Linked DNA regions of Homo sapiens: region 2 is linked to region 1. A link is an interaction called in ENCODE POLR2A ChIA-PET data of the cell type or tissue named here. Cell type or tissue: A673. All regions are shown on one strand. Each heading gives the region's core, and the rest is flanking DNA. Links, peaks and the distances in the headings are about the cores only. Region 1 overlaps DDB2 (damage specific DNA binding protein 2). Region 2 overlaps CELF1 (CUGBP Elav-like family member 1).

Region 1 (4,394 bases), core at 138-4,137:
TCTTCTTTACGCTGCAGCTATCCCAGCCTCACAGACCTGTACAAGTTCTTCTATGCAACAACCACTTAGCTATCACAACATACTAACTGGCACATTCCCTTCCCTCTATAAAACATTCTAACCTCACGGTCATTCTAATGCTCATGGTCTGCCAAATGCTTGCTGGTAGTATGACAATCTTCGGCTCCCTCCAGTTGAGTTCTATGCTTACCAAACCAAGGGTTGGTTGTAGTTGTTCTCAAACCTGTTTATTCCAATTGTATCTTTTATTGCAATTAACACCAAATTTAATTAAGCATGTAAATTGATGAAATACATGCAAAAACAAAGGCCATTATTACTACTATAAAAGCCGTGTTGAAAGCTTTGGAAGAACTTGATAATGAGTTGCAAAAATAATAGCTATTGGCTGGGCACAGTAGCTCACATCTATAATCCCAGTATTTTGAGGGGCTGGGGCAGGAGAATCGCTTAAGGCCAGGAGTTCAAAACCTTGATGCAGTGGTGCAATCCTGGCTCAGCGTAGCCCCAACCTCCTGGGCTCAAGCAATCCTCCCGCCTCAGCCTCCCAAGTAGCTGGTGCTATAGGCTATAGGTGTGTGTCACCAATTTTTTTTTTTTTTTTTTTTTAGAGACAGGGTCTCACTATGTAACTCAGGCCAGTCTCAAATTCCTGGGCTCAAGCAATCCTTCCACCTCAACGTCCCAAAGTGCTGTTACAGGCATGACCCACTGGGTCCAGCCTCTATAAAAAATTATTAAAAATTAGCTGGGAGTGATGGTGCACACCTGTGCTCATAGCTATTCGAGAGGCTGAGGTGGGATGGTGACTTGAGCCCAGGAGTTCAAGGCTGTAGTTAGCTATGATCCTGCCACTGCATTCCAGCCTGGGTGGCAGAGCAAGACCCTGTCTCTATTAGGAAGAAGAAAAAAAAAAAAAAAAAGAAGAGCCATCAAATTAAGCATAGGGTGAGATACTTATAAAAGATTAAGGTAATAAAAATGTAAAAGGAATCTGCAATCAGATTGCTTCACAACTGTCTTACTTTGTATACTGAAAACCTTAAATTTGTATCAATGTCTTCAATTCAAAGTCAACACCACAGAGTTGATTCGAGTTTCTCTCTTTCCATGTTTATAATTCCCTTCTTTGACAGTGAAAAATGTGGTTCCCATTTTACTCAATATACTTACATATTTGATTAATCTCCTTGTATGTAACCAGTCTTCCACTATTGCTGCCACACACTCCCCAAATGCACGTCTTCCTTAGGATGCTTGGACTCTTTTACCCTCCCGAGGGCACAATCACCCTCTTCCCTCTCTCCACTCCCTCAACCATGCAGACACAACTTCCTTGCCCACATCAGGCGCCACGGCCGCCCCTCTCCATGCAAAAGCCCTGCTCACCCCACTTGACTCCGCCACCCCACTCTAGGCCTCCCTGTGGTTCAGCATCCTCAACCCCGCTTCAGACTTCACTATTCCATGCCCGGCCTCCTCTACTCTTCACCCCTGCCTACATGGATGCCCTTCTGATCTTGTTTGGGCCCAGTCTCTATGTACTGAGCTGCCACCTGCCACCTGTAATGACATTCACCTCAGCTTCAGGGGCCCCAGCATCTGGCACTTCCAGCACTGTAGCCTTCCCACTACGTAAACATCTATCTTGCTTGATCCTACCTAATGACTTTTGGTTTGAACTGTTCAGGAAGGGAAAAAGAAGATGAAGAAAGAGGAAGATAGATAGATAGATAGATAGATAGATAGATAGATAGATAGATATTTCTTTTTTTTTTTTTTTTTGAGATGGAGTCTCACTCTGTAGCCCAGGCTGGAGTGCAATGGTGCCATCTCAGGTCACTGCAACCTCCGCCTCCTGGGTTTAAACAATTCTCCAGCCTCAGCTTCCCAAGTACCTGGGATTACAGGCTCACGCCACCACGCTTAGCTAAGTTATGTATTTTTAGGAGAGATGGAGTTTCATCATGTTGGCCAGGCTGGTCTCGAACTCCTGACTTCAAGTGATCCGCCTGCCTCGGCCTCCCAACAGTCATGAGCCACCGGACCTGGCTGAGGAAGAGATATTGATCTTTCCTTCCTTTTTTTTTTTTTTTTTTGAGACAGAGTCCCATGCTGTTGCCCAGGCTGGAGTGCAGTGGCACAATCTTGGCTCACTGCAACCTCTGCCTCCTGGGTTCAAGCAATTCTCCTGCCTCAGCCTCCCGAGTAGCTGGGATTACAGGTACCTGCTACCATGCTTGGCGAATTTTTGTGTATTTTTAGTAGAGACAGGGTTTTGCCATGTTGGCCAGGCTGGTCTTGAACTCCTGACCTCAGGTGATCTGCCCACCTTGGCCACCCAAAGTGCTGAGATTACAGGAGTGAGCCACCGCACCCAGCCAGATATTGATCTTAAACCCTCCGTCTCCACAGACTAGAAAAAGAGGGAATAATTCCCAAGCTAAAGAGGGCAGCATAATTTTTTTTTTTTTTGAGACAGAGTTGTGCTCTGTCGCTCAGGCTGGACTGCAGTGGTGCACTCAGCTTACTACAACCTCTGCCTCCTGGGCTCAAGCAATTCACAGAAATCAGCATAATCTTTTTTTTTTTTTTTTTTTTTTGAGACAGAGCCTCACTCTGTTGCCAGGCTGGAGTGCAGTGGTACGATCTCACCTCACTGCAACCTCCACTTCCCAAGTTCAAACGATTCTCTTGCCTCAACCTCCCGGGTAGCTGGGATGACAGGAGTGCGCCACCACGCCCAGCTAATTTTTGCATATTTAGTAGAGACGGGGTTTCACCATGTTGGCCAGGATGGTCTCCATCTCCTGACCTCATAATCCGACCCCCTCGGCCTCCCAAAGTGCTGGAATTACAGGCGTGATCCACCACGCCTGGCCAGAAATCAGCATAATCTTGATACACAAATGTGACAAGGATTTGGCCAATTTTACACATGAACACAAATGCAAAGATCTTAAAATATTTGCCAGCTCAATCCAGTAATATTTAAAAACGATAAATATGTTATGGCCAGGATGAACTTATTCCAAGAATGCAAAGTTGGTTTAACTATTAAAAATCAATCGGGCCAGCTGGGCGTGGTGGTGGGTGCCAGCTTCTTGGGAGGCTGAGGCAGGAGAATTGCTTGAACCCGGGAGGTGGAGGTTGCAGTGAGCCAAGATTGCGCCATTGCACTCCAGCCTGGGTGACAAGAGTGAAACTCCATCTCAAAATTAAAAAAAAAAAAAAAATTCAGGCATCAAAAGAAACAATCGACAAAGTGAAAAGGCAATCTATGAAGTGGGAGAAGATATTTTCAAATCATAGATCTGATAAGAGGTTAATATCATGGCCGGGCGCAGTGTCTCACACCTATAATCCCAGCACTTTGGGAGGCCGAGGCGGGTAGATCACCTGAGGTCAGGAGTTCAAGACCAGCCTGGCCAACATGGTGAAACCCTGTCTCTACTAAAAGCACAAAAATTAGCCGGGCATGGTGGCGCATGCCTGTAATCCCAGCTACTCAGGAGGCTGAAGCAGGAGAATTGCTTGAACCCGGGAGGTGGAGACTGCAGTGAGCCGAGATTGAGCCATTACACTCCAGCCTGTACAACAGGAGCAAAACTCCATCTCAAAAAAAAAAAAAAAAAAAAAAAAGGTTAATATCCAGAATATATAAAGAACCCCTACAAAACAACAACAAATAACCCAACTAAAAAACAGGCAAACAGGAGTTCAAGACCAGCCTGGGAGACATAGCAAGATCCAATCTCTATAAAAAAAAATTTTTTTTTAACTTAGTAAGTCCTTTCTGTAAGAGACAGCGAAAAAAACAAAACAAAACAAAGTTAGCAAGGTATGATGGTGAGCACCTGCAGTCCCAGTTACTCGGGTGGCTAAGGCAGCAGGATCACTGGAGCCCAGAAGTTCGAGGCTGCAGTGAGCTATGATTGTGCCACTGTACTGCAGCCTGGGTGACCAAGTAAGACCCTGTTTCAAAAAAAAAAAAAAAAAAAAAAAAAGGCAAAGGACTTGAATAGACATTCCTTCAAAGAAAATATACAAATGGCCAAGAAGCACACGTAAAGATGCTCAATATCACTAATCATTAGAGAAATGCAAATGAAACTACACTGCTATCACCTCACATCCCTTAGGATGGCCACTATCAAAAAAACAGAAAAGGCCGAGCATGGTGGCTCACACTTGTAATCCCAGCAATTTGGGAGGCCAAGGCAAATGAATCACCTGAGGTCGGGAGTTCAAGACCAGCCTGGCCAACGTGGCAAAACCCGTCTCTACTGAAAATACAAAAATTAGCCGGGCATGGTGGTGTGCGCCTATAATCTCAGCTACTGGAGGCTGAGCCAGGAGAATCAGTTGAACTC
Region 2 (4,394 bases), core at 97-4,096, 260 kb before region 1:
ACTAAAAATACAAAAATTAGCCAGGCATGGTGGCGCATACCTGTAATCCCAGCTACTCAGGAGGCTGAGGCATGAGAATCACTTGAACCTGGGAGGTGGAGGTTGCAGTGAGCTGAGATTACGCCACTGCACTCCAGCCTGGGCAACAGAGAGAATCTGTCTCAAATAAAAAATAAAGAAATAGGCTGGGCACGGTGGCTCATCCCTGTAATCCCAGCACTTTTGGAAGGCTGAGGCAGGCAGATCACCTGAGGTCAGGAGTTTGTGACCAGCCTGGCCAACATGGCAAAGCCCCATCTCTACTAAAAATACAAAAATTAGCTGGGCATGGTGACACGCGCCTGTAATCCCAGCTACTTGGGAGGCTAAGGCAGGAAAATCACTTGAACCTAGGAGGCAGAGGTTGCAGTGAGCCGAGATGGCACCATTGCACTCCAGCCCGGGCGACAGAGCGAGACTCCATTTCAAAAAAAAAAAAAAGAAAGAAAATATATAGTAATTAAAAGAAGGTGAGCTACTTTCATAGATTCAGCATTCTTAAGGATCTTCAGACACTATTCAGAAGATAGCAATGGTGGAAAAATGATTTTTTTGTTGTTGTTTAAAGAGAACTAGCACATTGGCTGGGTGCAGTGCTTCACGCCTGTAATCCAGCACTTTGGGAGACCGAGGTGGGCAGATCACCTGAGGTCAGGAGTTTGAGACCAGCCTGACCAATATGGTGAAACCCCATCTCTACTAAAAATACAAAATTAACCACGCATGGTGGTGCATGCCTTCAATCCTAGCTACTTGGGAGGCTGAGGCAGGAGAATTGCTTGAACCTGGGAGGAGGAGGTTGCAGAGAGCTGAGATCATGCCATTGCACTCCAGCCTGGGCAATAAGAGTGAAAGTCAGCCTCAAAAAAAAAAAAAAAAAACTAGCATGTTGTTTGGGATTGGATATTAGAACGTGGCAATTTTTGTATATGATTTTTAGATTAAGCAGATACTAACAGAAAAGCTAATAGTGCTAGATATTGGGAATTTAAGTTATTAATGGTTTAGATAAATGTTCAGAGTTAAATTTAGAAACAAATAGGACGAAGGACTTTGAAGTAGATGGTATGAGGCCAGGCGTGGTGGCTCACACCTGTAATCCCAGCACTTTAGGAGGCCGAGGCGGGTGGATCACCTGAGGTCAGTTCGAGACTAGCCTGGCCAACATGGTGAAAGCCCGTCTCTACTAAAAATACAAAAATTAGCTGGGCATGGTAGCAGACACCTGTAATCCCAGCCACTTGGGAGGCTGAGGCAGGAGAATCTCTTGAACCTGGGAAGTGGAGATTGCCATGAGCTGAGATCAGGCCATTACACTCCAGCCTGGGCAACAAGAGTGAAATTCCGTCTCAAAAAAAAAAAAAAAAAAAACAAGATGGTATGTTCTGAGTGGAAACATCTATAGTGTAAGAATTCACCTAGGTTGTTTACAGTGGCAAGATAGGAATGAAGGTATTAAAATAGCTGATTATCCTTCAGGTTCTAAAGGTAATAAAACTGAAATAGGAGAATTACAAGTACAATGTGATAGGACTAGAGAAACTTGGGATCGTTAAAATGGTTGCCCTCAGTAAGGGAATCTTAACTGGTCTTAGAGTAATAGCAGTAAATTGGATAACTCAGAAACAGAAAATCTAAAATGATGGTAACATTGTTTATGTTCATCGCACAATCATCTGGAAATATAAGAGGTGGAGCTCTGTTTTGGTCTGGAGACCTAACTCGAGCATTATGATTATACATGAGTCAGCTACATTCAAAGGCCAGCATTCTAGTCCTTAGTTTAATCCTTGAAAATCAAGTGCTTCTTTTCTAACTTCTACTGAAAGGAAACTTCACCTGTCATTGTATACATTGAAGTGTTCTGAATCTTATTTGTAATCAATAGTCCTTTGTTATTTTGTGGGCCTTTTTTTAAGTGTTTGTTTTGTTAACTATGCTTAAAAGTTATTAAAACTTGATCTTGTTTTGGGAGTTTTACCCTTTAAGTTCCTCCTCTAGCATGGTAATTCTCATGCTAGATAAGAAATGTACACTGTCAGTTCCCTGGTAACAGCTGGGATGTCCCAATCAGAATGGTGACTTTAGTTTGGCATCTGATGGAATGGGTGGCCATGGTGAGGGAGAACCAGGGAACTCTGGTAAACTGAATGGAAGTAGTGAAAGAAGTAGATTTTTTTTCCCTTACGTTCTCAGAACTAGTTAAGATCATTAAAGAAAAGAAAATTTCCTCTGGAAAGCAACATTATTACATAATAGAAGTTTCATTTTATCTCACACAGCTCAAAGAAAATGAACGGCACCCTGGACCACCCAGACCAACCAGATCTTGATGCTATCAAGATGTTTGTGGGCCAGGTTCCAAGGACCTGGTCTGAAAAGGACTTGCGGGAACTCTTCGAACAGTATGGTGCTGTGTATGAAATCAACGTCCTAAGGGATAGGAGCCAAAACCCGCCTCAGAGCAAAGGTTAGGGCTTTGGGTTTTGGTTTATCTTATTTTTTCCACTGACTCTCAGAGCAGGTGAGGGCTTTGGGTTTTTAACAGGATACAAAAAATTGGATTTTTATATGTAATTTCTTTCATGTGCATTCTCTCTGTCATTGCCAGAATACTCCTGTCTGTCTGTCTATTGGAAAAAATCTGTCCTTTTATAGTAGTAATATCTTGTAATCCAAACATATTTAATGGCTTTAAAAAGTTAAGGTGTTAGCATGAGGATAATTTGTAAATTGGGTCTTGGGCAGTCCTTTGTGAGGGTTCTAAATTTAAGAGACAGACTCACGTGAGTGTCTTATTTGACCTTGGGAACAGATAACAAAGATAAAATTGAAGTTAAACCACATAAAGTTTTCTTTAGTGTTTGGGCTAGCATAAGCTGAAGGAGAAAGACTGTCCACATACCCATTGGTTTCTTGTTAGTATTACAGAGGCCTTGCGGGATAGTTTATCAAATAGAAAGGATTTGTTTAGGCAGCTTGTTTGCTGTTGCCACAAAGTGAACAGGAGAGGAAAGGCGGAGCTGCTTCCAGAATTGCCTAGCAGAGTGGAAGTTTCACAAGACTGATGGTAGATAGGTATTAACTTTGCCCCGTATATACACACAGACATGTTCTTATTTTCCATTTTACCAGTTTTCAAATAATTTTCTGTGAAAGCTGTCCAACAGTGCAAATGTAAGCAAGCATGATTATCATATTGAAACTAGCTTAATAGCAGAGGATCTAGAAGCAGAGGAATTACTTTCTCTTTTTGGCATGGTTAACTAAAAATATAAAGTATAATAGTTTCTGAACATGACTGGCAATATAACCTTCAGTAATTTGTAGTTCTAACTGCTGCAGCATGATTTAAAAAAAAATCTATATTGTATCTCATGAGAATATGGGAGTGTCAGAACATTTAAGCCCAAGATTTACAAGATATACTTCCTCTCCTACTACCCAAAATAAAGATACAAAGCACAAAATCTACAGATCTGAGGCAGCACCATGTGCTTTTAGAAGCTTAATTATATTTGATGAGAACCAAGAGTCCAAAAAAAGATGTTAAGAGGTGCTTGCTCTTAAGTCATTTTATAATTTAATAAGTGATAATTATGTTTGAGGCATATGGTAGAATCTGGCTACGAAGTAGGGAGTGGTTTATTCTGAGAGAGCAGGGAAAGAAAGAGTTCCTGGTAGACTACAGGCTGCAAAAGTATAGAGCCCCATCTGTCTTCTTGTCTCATATACCACCTGGTGTTCCAAGTAGGGTAGGTTGAGTCAAATGGCACATGACCTTTCTTTATGAGAAGTCGTATTTTCCAGAGAAGTTACATGAGCAGCTAAATAAGACTTATAGTGTAACTAACTAGGAGGAGACTAAAACAATAAAGTGTATAGAAAATAATCTCTTATTCCTCTGCTAGATATTCTATTCGTTCTTTTCCACTACCCTCCCCCTCTCACTAATTTTAATAAACCCAGCCCTCTTTTAAGATCTGATCTGTCAGTGGAGGAAGGATTGCTCTAGGAATTCTCTGCTTTCCAAAGTTTGATTTTATGAAATCTTATTTATTGCAGGGTGCTGTTTTGTTACATTTTACACCCGTAAAGCTGCATTAGAAGCTCAGAATGCTCTTCACAACATGAAAGTCCTCCCAGGGGTAAGAAAGCTCCCACTAGTAAATGGAAATGTGGTAACTTTGATATGTGGGATATACTTACACATATCAGACACACACTGAAAACCATTTTGGGGAAAAGGTAACTGCTGCAGGAATTGATGTAAAGGAAGACATAAAGGGAGCAGTTCAGAGATTACCTGACATTAGTTCTCTCTCAGTCAAGAGTCTTGTGTATTTTGACTTCTT

What was found. Peaks named below come from ENCODE experiments on the same cell type or tissue, not always from the same donor. Only the 100,000 strongest peaks of a DNase experiment are listed, where the experiment ranks them.
Region 2: POLR2A ChIA-PET joins it to region 1 with 14 read pairs; 4 of 35 experiments call an interaction of 5 or more read pairs at or near these places.

Annotation. Positions count from the first base shown.
Region 1 is chr11:47,226,369-47,230,762 of GRCh38, reverse strand. The region is part of intron 3 of DDB2 (damage specific DNA binding protein 2); the gene reads right to left. Among named protein-coding and RNA genes, the nearest start is that of DDB2, 14 kb to the right of the region's middle. In A673, for the core only: no CTCF peak of the experiment used is centred there; no DNase peak of the experiment used is centred there.
Region 2 is chr11:47,486,952-47,491,345 of GRCh38, reverse strand. It overlaps CELF1 (CUGBP Elav-like family member 1), which reads left to right. Exons shown (of 15, transcript NM_001376376.1): 4 at 2,322-2,509; 5 at 4,105-4,187. Among named protein-coding and RNA genes, the nearest start is that of RAPSN, 40 kb to the right of the region's middle. In A673, for the core only: no CTCF peak of the experiment used is centred there; no DNase peak of the experiment used is centred there; H3K27ac peaks cover 848 bases.